Linked DNA regions of Mus musculus: region 2 is linked to region 1. The links are chromatin loops, found by intact Hi-C in ENCODE. Cell type or tissue: gastrocnemius. All regions are shown on one strand. Each heading gives the region's core, and the rest is flanking DNA. Links, peaks and the distances in the headings are about the cores only. Region 1 holds the start of Gm31884 (a long non-coding RNA gene). Region 2 holds the start of Tcl1b5 (T cell leukemia/lymphoma 1B, 5).

Region 1 (11,853 bases), core at 2,185-10,184:
GACATGACCTCACAAAAGAGTAGCGGATATGAGGCAGTATCTCCCTTATAGCAGATGACCTCACAGAGGGCCCGTGAGACCAGGCCACATGTCTGAGGTCACTGCCCAGCGATGGCACGGCTGGAGTGTGAACCTTGTTCTCTTCTCTAGCTGCCCGGGTACGTGAGTGCACCCTGGCTGGCCTGGGTATGGCACAGCTCTGGCGAGGGGGTCTGAGAGCGAGTTCCCCATGGCCTTAGAGGAGTAACTCTGGCCTCAGAGTCATTTTTCATTTCTTTAGCAAGAGCCAGGGAGGACAGGCCTTTGGAATTTGTCCCCTGGTCAAGCGTGGCCAAGGACTTCAGAAGGTAGAAGGTCCCAGTGTGGAAGGCAGTGTGTAGGGCTGGAGGGGATGGACAGACAGACAGTGAGCACATGTGATACTCACTGAAAGGGAGAAAGGGACCAAGGCTGGGTTTGCCTGGTGGCGTAGCATGGCATAGCTCTGGTGAGGGGGTCTCCTGTGACATTCCAGGAAAGGGTCGTGTAAGGCCTGCCCGCTGCAAAGTTTCCCAGGGTGACCAGCCTCACTGTGTCTATTTCTGCCTCCCTTAGAGACACCTGTTGTCTTGAGTGCTAAGCTCTCACGTCCTGTCTCTATTCCTCCCCAGCCCCCACCTCCACGCCCTCCCCACCCCCACCCCAGCTTTCTGCCTGTTACAGCTCCCCTCCCCCACTCCTGGCAACACAGCCAAATAAGACATACACTTTCATAGTCCCGCTGCCTTGAAGTTTAAACCTGCTATTTTTTATTTCATTGAACCGAGGCGAGCATATAATTAAGATGACTGAAGTTCTCAGTCTCCTGCCCCTGACCTTTCCGCCCAGAGCCCACCAGTTTCTGTCGCTGGAGTTGTTTCTTCTGCCTCTGTCGCTCTCAGCGCTCCTGGCACTGTTTTCCAGTCCTACCTGAATTCATTCGTTTATTTTTTTTACAACTTAGTGAATAAAAAATGTAAGTGTTTTATTTCATTGCTCGGCTATCCGACTTCTGACCCTCACTCGATTATAACAACAGTGCCTGCGTTACGTGTTCTCTTCTTCTACCATGTAAGTTCCAGGGATTGGACTCGGGTCGTCAGACCTGGCAGCAGGTGCTGTAATGGCCAACGTTAACCTGTCAGCCTCCCTTGGCCCACGGACAGAGAACTTCCTGGACTGCTGGAGGCCGTGGTTTATGGGAGATGGCAGACCCCAGGTTTTCCCCTTAAACAAACACAATCCTCTTTATTCCTTTCTCCGCTGGAGCATGGTCCTAAGCGCTTCATGAAGAACAGGCATGGGAATGGCACTCTTTTGTGACCAGCTCTTCTGAAAAGGTTTTGTCATATCTGTGTGTTATGGAAAAGCTTGGCTGTGCCCAGAGACGCTTACCCTCCAAGTCTGGTGGCAAGGCCTCACTCTCATGAGCATCTACAGCTCTGTTGGGAAGTACAGTGAAGGGCTTTCTTAGGAGCCATTTGTCCCCTCCCCTCCTTTCTCCTCCCCACTCTCTTCTGCCGGCTTTCTGTCTGCAGAGCCAGATCTACAGACTCCATTTGTCGCTTCTTGGGAAATCCCACCTTTGACCCGTTAGTCAGAGGTTGGATCGCAAACCAATCCTGATTTTATCTTTTTCTCTTCCTTTTTTTCAGACCTTGGATGTTGTTCTCTTTTAGGAAGCCCCCCTCCCATTTCATTCCTTCTGTCCCTCAAATGTCTGCTGTGTGTCTCTTGGTTCATGGTCCTGCAGCCTCAGGGGAAACTGTAAACGTAGCTTTTATTCACCAGATAGGCTCACCTTTCCTAGTTCTTTCTGAACTCTGCCTGGCTGGTTCAACTCAGCTGTTCTGGCCCAAACTCCTCTCCAAGCTGACTGATTCAAATTGGCCTCTCTCAGCTTCTGGCTGAATTGCTCTGCTTAGCCTCAAATTAACTGGCAATCTGTTCTAATCTTCTGACTCCTTCCCGTTCTCTGGCTCCTGTATTCACTTACAACCTGTCTCCGTAAAACTGTCCTAGTAAAACTGCCTCCTCTCTCTGGGACTCTCTTAGTTACCTCTCCTCTCTGCTCTCTTAAATAGCGTCTCTTTCCTGTCCTGAAACATATCTCTGACACGCTCTGTCAGATTTCTCTCTGGTTCATCACTTTGTCTGCCCCTCAATTAGATTCCACTATCAAATCTGTCTCCTTCCTTCTATAAACTAACCTTACTTTCATTGTTTGGGATTAAAGGTGTGTATTAAGGAAGTGTCTGTATTCCAGCCGTACCATACTGTAATCCAGAATGTGTCTGCATTCCAGCTGGATCATAAAGACCTAGAAGGTCTTTGGATGTGATCCCTTGCCAGAGCAGCCATGTAGAGGATTAAAATTCCTCTACAGGGAACACCATAATCACTTGCCCTGAGCTGCTGAGCACAGGACCAGGGTGTCCCATACTCTCTTGGTACTTAGCTTCTGCTTCAGGCCCTGTGATGCTCCTGGGAGCTAGGAAGGCTATTGGAGGTGTGTTCAGTTATGTTTAAGGATGAAGGAAGCAAGGAAGGCTAGTCACCCCTGGCTGGATGCACACAGGTGGCGTTGTGGGCCTCCTTGAATGCTTTTGATGGGCATGTGTTCTTTTGGGGATCCTGTACCGAGAAAGTTTCCGCAGTAAGGGCTCTAGAGAGGAATGGGTGGCCACAGGGCTAACACTTGCACCCTCCCAGGGTCTTGCGCGCACCGGACTGGCCAGCAGTAACGACGCTGCAACAGGATCCTTCTGTACATGTTTATTGGGAGAGCTTGATTGCAGAGGCGAAGAGACCCCAAGCCCAGAACTGGTGCTGCTTATATAGGCCTAGGAGAGGCGTGTCTCACACCCGGATTGGTTATGCACTAAGCCTCATTTGCATGTTCCTCATCTGATTGGCTTCTCTCTCTCTCTCTCTCTCTCTCTCTCTCTCTCTCTCTCTCTGTACCTCACAGAGCCTCATTATCATACCTCATTTGCATGTCTCACATCTGATTGGTTATACTCCCAAAGCCTCATTATCATGCCCGGGCCAGGCAGTGTCTTTGCAAAAAACTTTACTGCATATGTACACATTGGTTGTTTGTCCAAACTTATGCGTGGTGGCCAGCAGTAGTCAGTGCCACTCTGCAACGGCACATGTGGCTTCCCACACCAGGGGAGCAGCGCAAGGATGTGCATCTTTAGGACCTACAGGGAGGAGACACTGGGGGTGGCTGCCTGAGGAAATGACCGCTTCCAGGTACGGTTCATCAGTAGGGTTTCATTATAGATATGAGGGAGAGTACAGCCAGGGGCATCTGGAGGAGTCCAGAGCAGAGAGGGAAAGGGGACTGACCATGCCTAGCAGGTTGAACTTGGGCATGAGAGGAGAGAGAGAGAATGATAGAGGAGGAGAAGGAGACCACCAAGGACAGGACCCCAAAATAGGGTTATAAGGAGAAATGGGGGGTGGGTTCCTGAGCTGGAGAAGTTGAGCTCAAACTGGAGAAGAGGCAAGACAAGTTGGGTACCCATGATCCTGAGGGAGCCTGCTGGCCAGCACGCACATTGCTGTTCTAATGGGCATCCCAGAGAGCCATTTGTCCCTTCTGCCCCAGATAAGGGAGTGGGCACCTTTGTTAGAAGGGGTTTCATAAGCTCCCGAGGAATGCCGGCTTTTGTCCAACTGCGGGAGTTTGGGGAGTGGAGTTTCCTTTGTCCTCTCATCCGGATGTCTCTCTGCCTACCGTGAGTTAGCAGCCTGATGCCTGCCTGTGAAGCAATCTCCCACTGACTTCAGGAAGCGATGGTATGAGCCAGGCACCGGGCGTGGACAGTCAGGGTCCAGCGGGGCTTGGAGCGCTCCCAGCCTGCGCACATCAGTGAAGGAGGCACAGTCATGGTCTCCTCCCAGAGCTGATCTCGTGCCAGAGCACCTGATCAGAGGGCACTTATGGCTGAAGGCCTGAATCTGGTCTATCAGTGTGGTCTCAGGGCGGCAATAGCCAGCAGCTGAGCTCAGAGACCCGACTCCATTAAGAGTCGTGGGTGCGCCCCAGTGTGTGGGTGCTCAACTTGTGCATGTAGCAGCTCAGACCTGGGGTCTGCTCTTAGCCCTCCTTCCTGCATACTGACACTCATCTGACTCTCTTTACTCGGAGAAGTCTTACTTACTACCCTGGCTGGAGAGTCAGCCCCTACTGCTCTTGCAGAACTCCAGTGTTAACTTTTGTGGCTTGATTCCGTCATGACGTGCACCCATACCTAAGCCAAGCTCGCCTATGTGAACCCTGGTGCGTGTGTTTGAACACAGGCATGCACAGTCAGTCTACGGGCACGCATGCATTTGGGTATCATCTAAAACATTTACAATGATGTGGGTGTTTCACCTGGCTTTCTGAGCAGGCTTTCTGGAGTCATGTTGCATCTTGTTAGGTAGAGTAAGTGTTCTTCTGGGCCCAGCAGAGACAAAGGCTAGGGAAAGGGGGGCCTGGACAAAGAACAAAAGCCAGTTCAGGCACTTCCCTTGTAAGGCAGTTATGGGGACATAGAACTGAGACGCAAAGTGTTGATCAATATCGGATTTCTGACGGGGTTGAAGACTGGTAGTCTCGTAGCCAGCCTAAGCTGTTTATTGTTGAGAAAAATGATACAGAACTGAGAGGATGGTTTTCAAACGGCATACAATCTAAAGCCAGGACATTAGCCAGGCGCAGAACTATAGTCTTTTAAGTTAGGATAGAGGACAGCGTTCAATTTTATCGACAAAAATGTTGGGCTGGGTGTTAGGTCTTAATACCATATAATATACAAGATGGTAATAGTTGTGTTCAATTTATATTTTGAGAGAAAGTTTTTTTTTTTTAATTAAACAGAAAGGGTGAAATGTTGCAGGATTTTCTCTGTCCAATCACATTAGGGCAGTGGCAGGCCTGTGATTGGACAGGAAAAGGGAGGCGGAGCTAGGAGTTGGGGAGACAGGTGGTGGAGGGGAAGAAAGAGAACAGAGGCGGATGTGGTGTTATCTAAAGGTTACAATAATTGGGTTAAAGCTTTATCATTATCAATTGGCTCTGAAATTACTGTATTGGCGTCTTGTAAAATGTGATATTATTAATACATAAATCTAATTGGTTAACTGTAAGCTTAATTCTACTGGATAATTAGGTGTCGAGATGGCTAAGCAGGGGTGCCTGGGGGCAGTGCGCCGAAGCAAGAGGAACACGGGGCCCCTGTCCTAGAAATGGCTGGGCGGGAGCCCTGTGACCTCGCGGAGTCAGAGAGTTGGACGGGCGAGAGATGGAGCAAGTGAGATCATCTGGCCTGGGGGCTAGCTCCAGAGAGTTGGTGGCAGCGGCAGGAGCGAGGGAGAGTTGGCTGGTTCTTTATTTATTTATTTTTTATTTTTTTATTTTTTTGGTTTTTCGAGACAGGGTTTCTCTGTGTAGCCCTGGCTGTCCTGGAACTCACTTTGTAGACCAGTCTGGCCTCGAACTCAGAAATCCGCCTGCCTCTGCCTCCCAAGTGCTGGGATTAAAGGCGGGCGCCACCACGCCCGGCTCGGCTGGTTCTTTTTAAAAATATTTCCGGCAACAATCGGCTTACTTTTTGGGGAAGGATTAAGGCAGAGAACGTCAGTATTGTGCCAACTTGCCTCATGGTGCTTGGGAACTTAGCTCCTGTCTTACATAATCCCTGGGTCCCTCAGGTCAGGTAACCGAGCTTTCTTTGGTGACAGAAAACATTGGTGTGAATGACTCCATGTGGCTTCTTCATGGTTTGGAAGCCCAGGGAGGGAGCCCAGGCCAAGCCGGCAGCCTTCTGCAGTAGTTCTTGTTTAACAAAATAAGTGTGTGTGTGTGTGTGTGTGTGTGTGTGTGTGTGTAATGGCACAGCTAGGCCTTCACTGCACAGAACTTACAGAAGAGCAGTAAACATGTCTGTCTTGTCTCATTAGGAATCGATATACATATTTTAAGTAATTAAAAATTGTTTCTAGGCAGTAGTGGCACACCTTTAATCCCAGCTTTGGGAGGCAGAGGCAGGCAGATCTGAGTTGGAGGCCAGCCAGGTCTACTTAGGGAGTTCCAGGATAGCTAGGGCTACACAGAGAAATCCCATCTCAGGGGGAAAAAAGAAAACCCTAAAAGAAAAAGAAAATTTAAAAAGTTTAATTCTAGGTGGATTAATACTTACATAGTTTTAATTTGATCCACCAAAATAGAAGATCAATGGAATATTTCAAGGGTGTCTGAGATGCTTGGGTCTGGTGTCACGGGGTGTCATACCATAGAATACCAGAAGATGGCGCCATTGGTTCCAAAATGAGCCCTCGTCTGCTCAGGTGGCTCCCACCTGGCTCTCTTTCTGCAGTTGGTATATTAAGACACATTTCTTAGAACACTTTATGTGAAAAGCAAATCAGGCCACTTTTCATTTTCCCCTGAAGCACATCTGTGTTTCCTCTCATGGAAGCAGATCTTGCTCTGAGACGATTGGGGAGCAGGGAGTGGGTTTTGATATCAGTTTCATCAGAAATGCATGGTATGTCTCAGGCATTGTAACAGACCAGTGTCTGGTTTTCTCTCCGGGCTGAGAGTTGTTCTGGGGACAGGGGAGGAAGGTTGTGGATGGAAAACTGGCTGCTGCTTAATGTGAATAAGTTACTCAAGTTCTCTGGGCCTCAGTTTCCTGACCTGTACAATGAAAGATGGTTGATAGCTCCTGTTAAAGACTGCTCCAGAGACAAAGGCAATAAAGAGCATCTGCTTTTCTTACAGCAACAGCAAGCACCGAGGTTTATAGAGAAGAGTAGAGGGCGAAGAGAGGAGCCTGGGTACTGGGCAGAGCCAGCTTCTATTAGGTAAGGTAGGATAGCTGGAATTCACAGTGTTCTTCCCCAGGGGTTACAATACATGTGGCCACAGAGGTTAGGTATGGAGACATAGTAAGGGTCTCCCTAAAAAGGGAAGTAGACTAGGTAGTTATGGGTGGACAGGGACACACACACACACACACAGGGACACACACCTACACACATGGATACACACACAGTGACACACACAGATATAGACACACACAGACATGCACAGGGACACACACACACATGGACTCACACACAGGGACACATACACACTTGGATAGACACACACACATGGACACACACACACAGGGAGACACACAGATACAGGCACACAGACATGCACAGGGACACACATGCACACACATAGAGACACACACACACACACACACACACATACACATAGGGACACAGACTCAGCAGGAATGGAAGGGTCAGTGGAGCAGGGAGGGAGGGGGAGGGGGGAGAAAGGAAGTGAATACAAGTAGGGCTGCTAATATTTAAGACCATATGAGGGGTTGTGGGAAAACCTGATATAGTAGGCGTTTCTTAAATATATATACACATATGGGAGAAACCTAGATTGGAGTCATCAAATAATGGGGGAGACAAAGCCCCAACTAGACACCAAAGGAAACCTCTAGTGGGTTACATCTAATTGAGTTGTTGGCCAAAGCGGTCCCATGGAAACCCCAAATAACCCAAACTGTCAACAAGACTATTGGTTTCTCTCCACACGATGATGGTTACGGCCCTACTGCTGAAGACAACACCCACAGAAACCTATCGCTTTCACCCCTACTGATGAGTGTTTATGGTTCTGGAAACTACTCTGCACACTGTCAGAGGAGAAAGATAAAGAGCAGCCCAGCTACAAACAAACCCTGCAACCTACCATGGTGACCAGCCTACAAGAGACGCATTCTGGTGCATTCATGGTACAAACCATCCTCTATCTGACTGGCATCCAGGCTCAGTCCATGAGCCGACGGGACCCATGCTCAACACTGTCTGTGTGGCCACGAACCTGAGCCTGGTAAGCCGTGGACCAGTGTTCTGCTAAAGGAGTGTAGCAATAAAAATGACTTCTAATAACGTCCCTTGGTCCTCATAGATCAGTGTCTTGCTCAGCCAAGATCAGAAAAGTTTTCTCCTGCAGCATATGGGAACATAGAGACCCACAACTGGACAATGTGCAGGGAGTGGAGACCTGGGAACACTCAATCCTAAATGGGGTGTTTCTATCAAATCGCTCCCCTCAGGGCTCGGGGAACCCTATGGATGAGGAGGTGGAAAGATGGTCAGGGCCAGAGAGGCTAGAGACCACCAGGAAACAGTGTCTTCCAGATACGACGGGACACACATGCATGCACTCACGCATGCACACAGGATCACACAAGCTGAGGCAGCATGCACAGCTGAGAGGAAGTAGACACAAGTCCCATCCCTAACCTGGATGCTGTCTCCAATTAATAACTTCTCTCAAAGGGAAAATTAGTTTTCTCCAAGGGAGTCTCACTGGGTATACAAACTGCTCCTCAGGGCTGTCCCAGCCCGGCAGTCGATGGCCAACAGAAAGCTAACTCAGAAGTATTTGGGAGGTTTTCTTTGTCTCACAATGCTTTCTCTGGCCCATTTGTTTGTCCGTTTGTTTGTTTGTTGTTGTTTTTAGCCTTACAGATCTTTTATTTATATATTATGGTTTCTGATTTTTGTTTGTACAGAGTTTCTGCGTGAGTCTCAGTGTCTGTACGCGTTCCGTGTGCTTTTTCCTTGGTTCCTTTTTTTTTCTTTTTCCCTATTCTGGCTTGTTTCTCCGTTTTTGTTTTTTTGTTTTTTGTTTGTTTGTTTGTTTGTTTTTGGTTTTTTCGCTCCGTTTGTTTTTATCTTAGTTATTATTATTATTATTATTATTATTTTTTTTTTTAGATGTCTAATATTCTAATGAAAGAGAAAGAGCATGTGGATTTGGGGGTGGGTGGGTGCATGAGTGGAGATGTAAGGGGGTCTGGGAGGCGTTGAGGAAGAAGAAACTGTAGTCAGAATATAATACAGGAAAAAAATTTTCAATGTTAAAAAAAGGTATTCTGCCTGAGGGCTACAAGCAAGTTATCCAAGACTGTGGCCCCAGATGTTTAGAAATCTCCTAAGAACCTGCTAGTCCACCCGTGTCATATCCAGGACAGTCTGTTCCTACATAGTCACCCCCGCCCCGCCTCCCGGGGAGGGGTTTCCAGGGTGCCACTGGTTCTGCAGTGCTGCTGAGATCTTCCATCCAAGGGTTCCTTCCCCCCCCCCGCCCCCTCCCGAGACAGGGTTTCTCTGTGTAGCCCTGGCTGTCCTAGAACTCACTCTGTAGACCAGGCTGGCCTCGAACTCTGAAATCCGTCTGCCTCTGCCTCCGGAGTGCTGGGATTAAAGGCGTGTGCCACCATGTCCGGCGGGTCCGTTCTTCCAAGACTCATCTTAAAGAATAGGTGTGAAGAAGATTTGGAAAATGTGGTTTCAATGAAAATGCCTGCCCCCCTACCCCGTAGATTCAGAGAGTGGCGCGATTAGGAGGTGTGGCCTTCTTGGAGGAAGTGCGTCACTGGGGGCGGGCTTTGGGGTTGCGAATGCTCAAGTATGGACCTCTTTCTGCCACCTGCTGATCTGGATGGCTACCTCTCCAGAGCCATGTCTGCCAAAGTGCCACCGTGCTTCCCACCGTCATGGTAATGGGCTAAGCCTCTGAAAACCGTAAGCCAGCCGCAATAAAATGTTGTCCTTCATAGGAGTTGCTGTGGTCACGGTGTCTCTTCCCATGATAGAACATTTACTAAGCGAGAAGCGGGATATATGTGTGTGTTGAACATCTCCTGTAGGCTTATTGTCCAAAGACAGTGCTGAGTCTAGGAGCTGGTTGAAACCAGTCCTGTGGTTTCAGATTTAGGCACAGAGCTGAAAAGGGGATGGTCACTGGGGATATTGAAGAGCTGAATTGACAGTTTATATTATTAGAAATGTGGTTAGCATCAGTCTCCTTCGGAGCTACTGTGAACATTAAATGAGATAGTACAATTTAAAATCCCAACACCATATCTCTTCTCTCTCGCTTATGCCCCCCCCCCTTTCTCTCCCATCTCTCTACTGGAGATTGAATGGAGGTCTTGCATATAGCTACACAAGAACTCCACAGGACTATAAATATAGCTCAGTCATTTATTGATTGATTGATTGATTGATTGATTGATTGAGACAGGGTCCCATTAAGTTGCTCAAGCTGACCTTGAACTCACTCTATAGTTCAACCAGGCCTTGAACTGGTGGCCCTTGCCTCTGCACCACCAGCCGCACGCAGCTTCTTTGCTTTTTCCAGTCTCCTCTTGTGTTATTTTTCCAGCTTCCTCGTGGAGTTTAGAATCATTTTGTCAACAGATTCCCTTTTTAACTTCTGCTAGCCTACACACATTCGAGGCATTGAAAAATAGCTGCAATTTCAGCCTGTCCCCAGCCCTGCAAAACACTGGCTCCATTCGCCAGGAGACACTACCCTTTGCACACACTGAGGTCCCAGGGATGAGACCGCTCTTCTCTGCTGGCTCAGGCCCGGGAGGGATGGATCTCCACTGTGAGCACTTCTCACCCCTCCCCCTGGTGCCCAGGGTTTCTGTGTCCCCTGTGGAACACAGCCTGTGAGATGCTAGCAGCCAGAAGGATGCCCTTACTAATCTCATAACGTGTCAATCAGGACAGTAGCAGCCCCACCATGATGGTGCTGATGTTTGGTCAAGAGCGGGCCAGCCATTTTCTATACTTTCACCGAAGGGATCAATACAGGGCAAGGTCTGTGAAGGGGAACTTTATCCTTCCTAGGAGCTGCCTGGCTGGCTCCCAACAGGGAAGAGCAGCGGGAGAGGGTTGTACTGAGAGGCTAGAACAGTATACCAATCAGACCAAGTTCACGAAGCTCCTGGTGTGGGGACTTGGCCTGGAGGCCATGGCTTGCTGTCCCTGGGGTGTGGGATGTGTGAAGGCACGCTCTGACAGTAGTCACCTTCATAGTGTTGAGAGTATGGATTAGTGGCTTTATGGCTAAGCCTCACCCCCCTCCCTCTCATCCATACAGAGATTTTAGCTGTACGCAGGACATTTAGTAATAAAGACTACATCTCCCAGATGTCTCAGCTCCCTTGAGGCACCTGGGGCTGTGCACCTTAGTCCTGTCTAGTGGGGTGTAGACAGATATGTATCCTGGACTGGCCTTAAATTGGCAGTCTCAAGAAGACTTTCTCTCCCACCAGCTGAGATTACAAACCACTGTTCTTGGTACCTCTTCTCCTTTCCCGCCACTCTACCTCCCTCTTTTCTTCCTCGGTGTTTCTTTCTTTTAGATATCTTTAATCTGTCTTCATCCTTTTAATAAAGATTTAGTTGTGTGTGCACATGTGTGCATGTACATGTATGTGCGCCCATGTGTGCACGTGTGCGTGTGTGTGTGTGTGTGTGTGTGCGCGCGCGCGCATGCGCGCGCGCCTCCTCAGGTGCCTACTCCTATGCACATAATGCAGAGGCCAGTAGGCCACTTTCCACCTGTTCCTTTGAGACAAAGTTCCTCCCTGAGTCTGGGGCTTTCAATTTCTCTCCTAAGAAGGATGTAAGCAAGCTGCAGCAAGTGACCTTCCTGTCTTTGACCTCTTTGGAACTGAGGTTACAGCCAGGGCACTTGGCTTGTGACACTAGAGTTTCTGCCACCCACAGGGGAGCCCAGGTTAGCGAAGGCATGTTTTGTGTTCAGGTTCCAGCAGAATTCAGAGGGTGCTTGCAGTGTGTATACGAAGGCCAGAGGGTGAGCTTTCTGAGAGACAAGGTGTTTTCAAATTGAGAAATGGCCTCTTGGCAGAGCTCAAATGGATGGAGGTGCCAGTTGTTAGGTTTCAAGGGCTCCAGCTGTCCATATATCCAGAAATGAGATCAAACTGGGCTATAAGTGGGTTT
Region 2 (11,853 bases), core at 2,490-10,489, 120 kb after region 1:
GTACTAGGGATTGATGCTTGTTCATGGGATGAGTCTCAAGTTGGGCCAGTTAATGGTTGGTTGTTCCCTCAGCCTCTGCTCTGTCCCTCATGCCTGCATTTCTTGTAGACAGGATACATTTTGGGTTGAAAGTTGTGTGGGAGTGTTGATGTCCCTGTTGTCCCACTGGGGTTCCTGCTTTGCTACAGGAGGTAGCCTCTTCCAATCCTGTAACCCCAAAGGAGTGAGTCACAGCTAAGGTCACACCATTGATTCTTGGGTGCCTCCTTTAACTCAAGTCTCTGTCTTGTCCTGGACGTGTCTCCCACCTCCTCACCCCTGTCAGTTGCTGATTTCCATTCTTTTTCATGCCCGCTTAGCCATCTCTCTTGTCCCTCCCCACACCTGATTTTGAAGTCCCTCATTACCTCCATCTCTTCTTCTGCCCCGTTCCCTCCCTGTCTACCCTGGAATCTTGGCTCGCTGAGCTGGAGAGGTCAGATTCTATACTTTACCTCTGAGATCATCTTGTCCAATTTACACATGCCCTCCATTTATAACCAGCATATCCAAGGCTGTGAGATCGGGAGTCCAGACCTCCTCCTGTGGCCTGTAAGTTCTGTTTTCTGTCAGCTCTGTTTTCTCACCCTGCCCCTCACCTCTCTGTTACCATGGTTGTTATACAATGGATGATGGGTTCACAGGGGCTTAAAAGGATGCACATGTCTTAAGTTGTGGTTCAGTTGCTGAGAAGTGTGTGTGCCTGTTATAGGTCAGGCTTGTGGTTGTACCTACCTGGTGCAGTCAGAGGAGGCAGTGATTTGAAGCTTTTGGTGCTGTTGGAAGCACTTGGTTCTTGATGCACGTAGGGCAATGTTGCAATGTTCTTCATCCCTCCCATTGGCTGGGCAGAGGCCATTCCCAGCTCCTAGAGGCTGTCCATTCTTGCTATATGAAGTTCCTCTCTAGGCCCCTGGATTCTTCAAGACTGACACAGGAGTGAGAGGGCTCAGCCAGATGGTCACCATGATCTTCTGTGTGTGACACAGTCATGTGCCAGGAGTCTGAGCATGCTGAACACTGTGTCACCTGTCTCATGGTTTCTATGAAGCAGGAATCCTGTATTAGGTGGGTAAGATGGTAAGATGCATGCCACATCCACAGCCATACTCAACCAAGGGCAGTATACAAAAGTACAAACTCCAGGAGGCACAGGGAGCCACTTTAGGTGGAGCCTACTGGATACTTTATGTGTATTCAACTCCATAGACCTCCAACCACTCCCTGAGTTTGTCAAGTGGTTTTTTCCTCTAGATTTTGCAAATGATGTTTCCTAACCGTAGAATTCCCTTCCAGCCTACACCTACCTCCTCCCATAGTTATGCCTTCCCATTGGGCACACACAGCAGCATGTCTACAGCTCAGGGCTCACTGCATATGCATAACACCTGTGTGTGAAACAGTGAATGGACTCCCAGCTGGAAAGCCAGACACTGAGTCTCCATTGTAAGTCCCCTGTCCAGGGTTGTGTGACTTCCCCCAGGGAGCCCTGCATCATCCCAGTAACTGGGTCCAGCTCCAGGTCTCAGTTGCTCTGCTCTGAAATGACTTTACCCTGCAATTCAGAGATGTGTTTTCCTGGACCGGCTCTTGAAATTCTCTGCCTCCATCCTCCCCGAGCCGAGTATCTCTGTGACCCTGCCCAAAACTGGAAGTTCATCATAATACCAGGAGCTGCCTTGCTTATTCTCAGAGTCTATGGATGCAAACAGGAGTGTGTTTCTCTGTCAGGGGTCACACACCGTAAAGGTACCTTGGGCTGCTGTCTGTCAAAGATAGGAATATGCATGTTTCATCTGCATGAATTATTGTTTCTGATGTTATTGGGGGAGGGGGGCTTCCCGTTTACATTCGGGACACAGAGAGAAGCTGCCATTACAGCATCTGGTTTTTGTTTTTGTTTTTTTCCCCTTCTCACAGAGTTGATCAGAAGAAGCCAGGAGGTGGGAATCAAGGCTCTGGGAAGTTCACCCGGAGAGCAGCAAACGTTGGAAGGTGCAGCACAGGGTCAGGTCTACATCCACACACAGAGGGACTGATGGTAACCAGAAGCCAATAAGAACCACAAGAACCATCAGCACTACTCGGTTAGGGACGAGATTGGAGTCTCTGGAATCTTCTGGAAAGCTTTTATCAACTGAGGCTGGCTCACCTCACCATGTGGGTTAGCAGAAGACTTATGTACAGGTTGCAGAACAACCTTAGGTGGAGGCAATGGGACAACATCAAGAGAAATCAAGCAGTAATGAGTGGGCCTGTATACCTGACCTGTGGCACAGGATCCCCACACTCTGCCATGCAGTGTGACTTTATGCCTCTCAAATGCGTTGAAAGCATGGGCCATTTGATATTATGACATAATTCTGTCTTCTTTAGAGTCTGTGCTCACAAGCTGCATGGGCAAGTTTACGTGTGTGTGTGTGTGTGTGTGTGTGTGTGTGTGTGTGTGTGTATGCATATGTATATAAATTTAAAAATCAATTTTATTAAAATTAAGTAAAGAAGATAATATGCACATTTTATTTTGAGCGTGTGTCAGTCCATTACCACTTCAACTAGTTTTTTAATTGGATATTTTCTTTCTTTTCGGTTCAAATGTTACCCCCTTTCCCCATCCCCCCAAACTCCCTATCCCACCTTCCTCCCCTACTTCTATGAGGGTGTTCACCCACCCACCCACTGACCCACACCTGCCTCCCGGCCCTTGAATTACCCTATATTGGGGCATCGAAACTTCATAGGACCAAGGGCCTCTCTTCCCATTGATGTCTGACAAGGACATCCTCTGCTACATATAGCTGGAGCCATGGGTCCCTCCATGTGTACTCCTTAGTTGGTGCTTTAGTCCCTGGGAGCTCAATGGGGTTTTGTTGGTTGATATTATTGTTCTTCCTATGGGGTTGCAACCCCCTCAGTTCCTGCAGTCCTTTCTCTAACTCCTCCATTGGGAACCCCAGTCCAGTGGTTGACTGCGAGCATCTGCCTCTGCATTTGTCAGGCTCTGGCAGAGCCTCTCAGGACACAGCTATATCAGGCTCCTGTCAACAAGCACTTGGTGGCATCTACAATAGTGTCTGGGTTTGGTGACTGTATATGGGATGGATTCCCAGGTGGGGCAGTCTTTGGATGGCCTTTCCTTCAGTCTCTGCTCCACACTTTGTCTCTGTATTTACTCCTGTGAGTATTTTGTTCCCCATTCTAAGAAGGACTGAAGCACCCACACTTTGTTCTTCCTTCTTCTTGAGCTTCATGTGGTCTGTGAATTATATCTTGGGTATTCCGAGCATGCAGAGAGTCAAACAACCCTATTAAAAATGTGGTACAGAGCTAAACAAAGAATTCTCGACTGAGGAATACCGAATGGCTGAGAAGCACCTAAAGAAATGTTCAACATCCTTAGTCATCAGGGAAATGAAAATCAAAAACAAACAAACAAACAAAAAACCCAACCAAACAAAAAAATCCCTGAGATTCCACCCCACAGAAATCAGAATGGCTAAGATAAAAAACTCAAGTGACAGGAGATGCTGGCAGGGATGTGGAGAAGAAGGAACACTCCTCCATTGCTGGTGGGATTGCGAGCTGGTACAACCACTCTGGAAATCAGTCTGTTGGTTCCTCAGAAAATTGGACATAGTATTACCTGAGAACCCAGCTATACCACTCCTGGGTATATACCCAAAAGATTTTCCAACATATAACAAGGACACATGCTCCACTATGTTCATAGCAGCCTTATAAGAGCCAGGAGCTAGAAAGAACCCAGATGTCCCTCAACAGAGGAATGGATACAGAAAATGTGGTGCATTTACACAATGGAATATTACTCAACTATTAAAAACAATGAACTCATGAAAATCTTAGGCAAATGGATGGAACTAGAAAATAGTATCCTGAGTGAGGTAACCCAATCACAAAAAGAACACACATGGTACGCACTCACTGATAAGTAGATATTAGCCCAAATACAAGTTATATTTTTAAAAATCACTGAAGAAAAATCTTACAGCGTTTTAACTTAGTTGAGGATTTTGTGTTGGGGCTGTATCCATAGCTATCCTGGGTGGGGCAGCTGACCCAGGGGTCCATGGGCACTCCTATAGTTTACATAGAACACAGGCGTCAACTGCATGACTTGAGAGGAGACAGAGCTGTGCCTGAACACTGCTAGGCCTGCTCTTGCATCGCTGGATCTAGAAAGTCAGGAAGCCGTGGGAGGGTGAAGCCCTGGAGAAAGGTCTGAGTTCAACCAAAGGTGATTCATATGGAGACTTATTATTCTGGCCCCAAACAGTCCAGGGGACAGGCCTTGAAGGCCGCAAATGTCCTACAGGTGTCCCAGCCTACAGACTGTGGTTTGATTCTGGATTAACCAGTGACCAACTGAGGTTGTCTTGTACAGATGACCTACTCACAAATATGAGGTGAGTCCAATCTCTCTCTCTCTCTCTCTCTCTCTCTCTCTCTCTCTCTCTCTCTCCTGTGTGTGTGTGTGTTTGGGAATGTATGCATTTTTGTAGGGTACTTGGCTCATGTATCAAGATGCCTCCTGCACTGGTAGTGTTAGGCTGGATCATCTGTGAGGGAGACATGTTGGTGGGGGATAAGGTGTGAACTCCAGTATCTGAGGCTACTGTAATCATCAGGAGTACTGCACGGACCCACTGAATTCTCAGAGCTCCTGGCCTTAATCCATCCCTGTATCTGCATCATGACAGAACTGGACTTGGAGTTGGATAGCAGCTGAGACACAGCAGATCACAGCCACTTGGGCTGTGACAGGTCTGTGTGCATTGGAGGGCTGGTAGTCATTTGTGTCTGTTTGGCCCATGGCCCTGCTCATATGCTGTGGTAGGTTCTTGTAGCCTAAGAATGTGAACAGTACAAGAATCCCTACTGACCCTCTCCTCACACAACAGTGAGTTCAGCTTGGTGGCTAAACATTAAAGAGAGATTGACAACATCTGCCCCTAATGAAATTTTGGGATTCCAAGATCCCCCATATCCTGGAATGAGCGCTCAGATCTCAGCAATAAGAGAGGCAAATCAGTGGGAAGGAGAAATGCTGTCATTAGAAACCCAAGGGAAACCTCTGGAAGATGGATGATGGTTCATTTCAACATATGTGAGATAGGAAGGTTCATCACTTTCTGAGACTGAGCCAAGTGTATGAACTCTTAAGTGCAGCCTCACGACATAGGCAGGTGAGGCAGGAGGATCTGGAGTTTAAGCCTGCCTGGGCTACCCAGTGAGACTCTTGTCTCAAAAAACAAACACAAGAGGGACAAGAGAGGTGGAAACTAACTGGAAACAGAAGATGGCCAGGAAGAGGATAGAGAGATGGCTCAGTGCTTAAGAACACTGGCTGCTATTCCACAGGTTCTGAATTCAAGGCCCAGCAACCACATGGTGGCTCACAACCATTTGTAATTGGATCTGATGCTCTTAATTGCTGAGCCATCTCTCCAGCCACTGTCTGAGCCTTAGTCACAGGAACCCAATGAAACCCTATCACATTGTGGCCTCTAGCCCCCATCTTAATCCACAGCTGCTGCCTCAGTTCCAACTCCAACCAGACCCTGTTGCTTTAGACTGTCTACCTCCTGCCAGCCTGTCCTTCTGTCCCAGTTCCCTGGAGTGGCTGAGCAGGAGCTCTGATAGCACCAGTGCCTTCCCTTGGCATCCCAGAGCTCCTTTACTGTGGGTGGAATCACCTCCCCTGCCTGCACTTAGTGCCTGGGGATTGGAGAGGGCTCCCTCTGCTGGGGGAGGACGGCACTGCTGGGCAGAGCTCATCTTTGGGTAGGAGAAACACCCTGGAGAGAAGCCTGCACTTCTCAAAGACTCCCCATGCCAGGGAGCAGAGAGTGGCATGTTGGACAGGAGACATAACCACCTGTCGTCCATGTTGTGGACAAAGACTGGCTGAGGACCAAAGGCCTGACCCCCATGCCCATCATGGCCTCCCAGGGAGATATTCTGAGCCTCCACCTGGACTCCCACAGACTCTGGGGGACTCAGCTAGGCTGGCAGAAAAGTGTCAGAGCCAAGAATAGGCGAGTCATGGCTTCCCATTGCCGCCCTCCTCACTCAGGTCATGTCTCAGTTTTCCCATCTGTTTAATGGGGTCTGCAGGCACCAGTCTAGAGTTGCAGGAAGACATGAATGTAGGGCCTAGAGTCCTAGTTAGGGATACCATTGCTGTGATGAAACACCAAAAGCAAGATGGAGGAGAAAGGGTTTATGTGGCTTACACTTCCACATTGTAGTCCATCCTTAAAGGAGGTCAGGGCAGGAACAGGGACAGAAACCTGGAGGCAGGACCTGATTACTGCTTGCTCCCCATGGCTTGCTCAGCCTGATTTCTTACAGAACCCAGGACTACTAGCCCAGGGATGGTTCCACCCACAATGGTGGGGGGCCTCTCCCATGGATCACTGATTAAGAAAATGCCCTACAGGTTTGCCTGCCCCCAGATCTTATGGAGGCCCTTGCTCAATTGAGGTCCCCCTTTTTCAGGTGACTTGAGCCTGTGTCAAGTTGACATGAAACTAGCCAGGACACCTAGGAAATGCCTAGCATGGCCTAGGGGTGTACATAGGCTGTTAGAACGGTGGTGTAGCCTGTGCACAGCCATGGGTCAGATCTCCAGCCTCACACAGACCTGGGCACAGTGATGTAATTCCTACGCTAGCAAGCTGAGGCAGGAGGATCAGGAAGTCATGGTCACCTTGGGCTAAAATGTGGTTTGAGGACAACTCAGGCTCCAGGAGACCCCAATGAGAGAAGAAAAGAGGAGAGCAGGCTGGGGGGCAAGGGGTTGGAGACGGAATTGGCTGACTTGGTGACACCCTTGTTCTATACATTTGTAATGAAATCAACTTGATTGTGGTTTTCAAAAGGAAAAGGGAGTATATTATAATCAGGTCTTGAGAGCACAGGATGCTGTTACCTCAGGGCTGCTTTCTGAGAAACCTCCTGTAGCCTCAGCACAGCAGAGTTCAGGACTTGGCCCAGGACACTTGGGTGCTCAGAGTCTGGGGCAGAGAACAAGGGTAATCAGAAGCCCCTATGTCCCTTGCCCGTCCCCATCAGCCTCCATAATATCTTGATCACAGGCATCGGAGGGTCATGGGCTTTTATTCCAGGAGAAGAAATTAAGCTCAGTTGTGTCTTATGCAGCTAGCCCCGGGGCTTCTGTTCTCAACCTGTTGGTCACAGCCTGCTTTGCAGCCTCTATCTCCCCAAATATTTACATTATAATTCATAGCAGTAACAAAATTACAGGTAGGAAGTAACCCTGAAATAATTTTATGTTTGGGGGTCACCACAGCACGAGGAACTGTATTAAAGGGTCCCAATGTTGAGAAGGTTGAGCACCACTGTGCTAGATCCAGAGGGTCAGCTGACAGGAGAGCTCCTGATGAAGACATGTTGGAGAGGTGGTGTCCAAAATAATTCCCTGAAATCTGGGCAAGGTAGAAAGAGAAAGCTCTGCAGTGGGCGAGCCTAAGACTCTCAGGGCACCTGGTGAGTTGAGCTTCTGACCCAGGTGCCAGAACTAGGTTTCTTATTCTGCCCTGACCCCTGCTCTACCTGTTATGAGTTCTCTGTCATTCCCCTGTCTGACCGCATTTAAGAAGGCAGGCAACCAGACAGCCTCATTACTATGGCTGCTGTGTCTGTTGATCCCCAGAGGCCACTCCCAGTCCTCCTGGTCTCTGTTAGCCTGGGCATCTATGAGGATGAACATCATAGAGTGTGGATAGCTGTAAACGTGGAAACTTCTCATTCATCACATGGCAACAGGGTGAGTTTCAGGGCTCCAGACAGGTTATTCCCCAACTCTTATACCTAGTGGGCTAGGGTGTGTGTGTGTGTGTGTGTGTGTGTGTGTAGGTAGGTGTTGTTATTACCATTTCAGAAAATAGCTGACACAGGTCTCTGAATAAACCTTTTCTATACCTAGGCCCATACCCTGGAGCTCTCTTGGAGGCCTCACAGGTCCAACTAATACACAGGTGCAGAGCCCTAGTAGTGAGGACTCTGTCACCAACAGTCAGAGAAAACATGCTGAGAAAGCTGGGCTTTGTGGGATGAGTAGGAGTTCTACAGGTCAGAAAAAAAAAAAAAAAAAAAAAGCAACTCTGGTGCCAGGCAGATTCCCTGGAAGGAGCAAATGTGAGTGCCAGCACTACTTTCCCCATTTCTGCAAATCATAATTCATCTGCTGCTGTTGCTCCCAGACTTGAGTGGCCTGAAGAAGTGTTTGACAGCGAAGGGATCCTTACACTAGGAGCTGACTACGGGACTTGGGGGAAGTCCTAATGGGTTCTGTGATCTGCAGGTGATGTAGAGACCCACACTGCTGGAAACCTGCTCTGGACCATGGCTTTAGTCCACAGCAGGTCCTTGGGGGCTAAAACACTCTCTAATGAAGGCTCTGGGTATCAAAACTGCTCCCCAGTGTCCTGGAAGAGACTATGGGACACCTCCCCTGTCTGGGGGTGGAGAGGAAATAGGGGCGTTAGGTCTCTTTGAATGCTAGGTTTTTCCTGCAGCCCCATCACCCTATCCTAACCTTTTCTAGCCCAGCAGCCCTTCCCTGAAGCTCCCCTGACTCCCTGAATACCTCAGCCATTTTGGCAATGGGACTCTCTTTGTCCCTTATCCTCTCCCTCCTCGCAGGAAGGAAGGAAGGAAGGTAGAAAGGAAAAAAGGAAGGGAGGGAGGGAGGGAGGAAGGAAGGGAAGGAAGGGAAGGAAGGAAGGAAAAAAGAAAGAAAAGAAGAAAGAAACAGAAAAGAATTTTGTTAGGGTATAAATGAAAGAGCTGCAAAGGAAATAATGTGTAGTCAATTAAATTCAAACAAAGGCACATGTCTCCCAGCCATTCTGCTTCTGGGCTGGGCTTGTGTTGAAGCAGCCATTGGTCCCACGTGTGCATAGAGGGGCAGGTGCAGCAACCAAATGAGCTCCTTGTACAACTAAGTGTAAAGGAGAGGGGGCAGGGAAGGGTCGGATGGCATTTGTAAAAGGAGGAACCTGAGGATCCAGGCAGAGCTGTCTCTAAGGGATACATCCACCAGAGGTGCCCTGTGGAGTGCCTTCACAGAGACAGAAAGCACAATGGTGGGAGGGAGGGGGAGTTCCAAGACCCTATGGTTGCCATAGGTTTAGAGCAGGTGAGTTTACGAAAAGACTCTGGGATGGGATGGGGGCCATCTCAGGACCCCCCTTACCACCCCCGTGCACCCCGAAATCACCACAGTGGCCAGGAAAAGGTTCCATAGGAATAGAAAGATTGGAGAAATTTAGGCACAGGTGGCCCTGAATTATTTCCCTAATTAAGACAATTTCCCCTCTGTTTGTCTGTCTCTCTATCAACCTACAGATTACAGTAACGAAGACTTTTCAACATGCTACCAAAATGTTCCACAACTGAGGCACATTACAGCCTCCTTTTACTTTTTATGTTGCAACAGGGTCTCATGTGTGCATGTATGTGTGTCTGTGTGTCTCTGTGTGTGTTCTGTATGTTTGTGTACATACCTGTTCATATGTGCATATGTGTGTGTGTGTATACAAGTGTGTGCATTTGCATGTGTGTGTGTCTGTGTAACATTCAGGTGAGCTGCCCTGTGACTATCTTATTCCCTTGATAAAACATCCTTCCCTAAATCTGCAGTTACAATGGCAGCCAGCCAATCCCAGTGGTCCTCCTGCCTCAGCTCCCCAAGCACTGGTGCAAATATAACTGTAGCTTTTTACTTGGGTGCTGGTGATTCAAACTTAGGGGCTCCTGCCTGTGCGGCAGGTGCTCTTATCTACCGAGGCATCTCCCCACTCTCTGTCTTACTTTTCAGAAGAGAATTTTGAAAACTCTACAAATGGCCAAGACAGAGCCCCAAGGGGCCATTTAGTGCCATGAAAGACACTGCTAGCCTGGAGACAGTGGCTACTTTGTGGGACATACCCTGGGGTTGAGCAGGGTTGGTAGAAGAGAGTGCCAGAGAGGCAGAAGAGCAGCAGACACCCCAGGCCCTGAGGAAGAAGACCTAGGTGCTGGAGACAAGGCTCTGGTTAGGGATGTTGACCACTGCAGCAAACAAGCTAGGCCCAGGATGGAGGATGGAACCCTGCTCCTAATGTACCGCTCTCTCTGTTCCCTTCAGATTGAAACATGTGTAACTGTGCACTTGCAGCATATGACCACACTCCCCCAGGAGCCTACTCCCCAGCAGCCCATTAATAACAACTCTCTCCCCACGATGTGGAGATTAGAGTCCAGGAACACATACACGGGAACAGATGGGACATACTGGAGATTACTGGATCATTCCCAGGCAAGTGTTGGGTACCTCAAGATAAAAGCTGCAGCAGGTGTCCAGTGCTTTTCATTCTGACCCACCCCTGGGAGGGAGGTTCTCCCTCTCTTCCCCCAAGTCTAGCCCTTGGTCCATTTTTAGTGGACGATTGGAACCTATGATATGACAAAACTTTTATGGGGAGATGAGACAAACTGAAGTACCCAGCACAGATTGGGAACCCACAACAGACCAAAGTGTGCACAGAACAGAAGCCCAAATTGGTGAACCAGTGAACTTTACTGGGATTACATACAGGAACACCAGTGAGGGGTCGCTCGCAGGAGCTGAAATGACTCAGTTGCGTGCATCAACAAAGAACTTAATGGTATTGGTGACAGACAGTTCACAAAAACGGGGACCTTGAAGCACAGTGTCCAGGCTACAGTCAGCTAACAAGTTGGAGAGTGCCCTTTCCAAGTGCCTCTGCTGGTCTAAAGCTCTTCCAGGCAGCTGGTCGGATTCTTCTGGGTCCTTTTGTCTGAGTCTTTGAGGCTTGACTCTGCTGCTTCTGACAGGGAGGGACAGTGTGATTCTGCTCAGTTTCAGGGAGTTCTTGAAGCTACTTTTGTAGTTGTTACTTCCCTGCTTTAGGAAGTGACTGCTATGAAAGAAAAGGTCAGAGGGAAGGAGAGAGGAGGCAGAGAGGGAGAGGGAGGAGGGGAGAGAGAAGGTAGAGAGTGAATGCCCATGGGGACACTTCTGCCTACTGGTGTAGGTGTGAAAGTAATGCTTCCCTCTGGCTACAGAATCCAGAGACCAGGTCCCCTTTTGCTACTTGTCCCTTCCTGATGCCTCAGGTCTGAATGGGTTACTAGGGCTGGCTAGATTTGCCTTACAGGACCCTGATGGCTATTCCCTCTCCTACAGATGGGCGACACAGTGCAACTGACCCTGGACATAATAATAGGCGAGGATGACTGAATGATGGGAGCTGCTGGGAAGGTTTGTCAGGGTCAGGGACCACGACCCTCACTGGTGAGGTCACACAGGTAGCTGCTGACTTTCCCTCTTTATAGGAAGCCAGTGCTGGCATCTCTCCCTGAGCTTTCCTTGTGTAACGCACACAGGAGCACAGGACCTCACTGGGATGACCTAAAGTCACCGCTCAGCCCTGGGGGAAAAACCTGAATGTTCTGTGTTCCACATCATAGCTAAGTAAAAGAGCACTGTGTGTTGGAATTGTGGGTCCTATGATCTCAGAGTCCTATGATCACACTAGAATCCACTGACTGTGTCTCTCAAGTTTAATCATAATCTGCTGTGTGATCCTGGCTCCAGAGGACCTACACTAGGCATCTCCACCAGCCTTGTAGCAGCTCTACCTGGCTGTGTAGAGATTGGACCATGGGCAGGGCTGGCTGGAGCCCAAGCCTTTGGATCTAGGACCCAGTTCTGCAGCGATCCACTAATCAGTGTCTCATTTGCCTTCTACAGGTCTTGATAGC

Evidence for each region. Hi-C counts contacts between places; a loop is a spot of excess contacts. Peaks named below come from ENCODE experiments on the same cell type or tissue, not always from the same donor. Only the 100,000 strongest peaks of a DNase experiment are listed, where the experiment ranks them.
Region 2: a loop joins it to region 1, with 6 times the contacts of the local background. A loop is called at or near these places in 10 of 42 quality-filtered maps.

Annotation. Positions count from the first base shown.
Region 1 is chr12:105,044,776-105,056,628 of GRCm38, forward strand. It overlaps Gm31884 (a long non-coding RNA gene), which reads left to right and starts at 3,129. Exons shown (of 3, transcript XR_872957.1): 1 at 3,129-3,276; 2 at 6,797-6,879; 3 at 7,594-8,682. In gastrocnemius, for the core only: a CTCF peak has its summit at 6,302 (motif pointing right); DNase peaks (open chromatin) are centred at 3,919, 5,271 and 6,317.
Region 2 is chr12:105,168,707-105,180,559 of GRCm38, forward strand. Tcl1b5 (T cell leukemia/lymphoma 1B, 5) reads left to right here and starts at 7,638. Exons shown (of 4, transcript NM_013776.2): 1 at 7,638-7,849; 2 at 10,214-10,384; 3 at 11,276-11,350; 4 at 11,843-11,853. The coding sequence starts at 7,709. The coding sequence ends at 11,329. In gastrocnemius, for the core only: a CTCF peak has its summit at 5,805 (motif pointing left); a DNase peak (open chromatin) is centred at 5,809.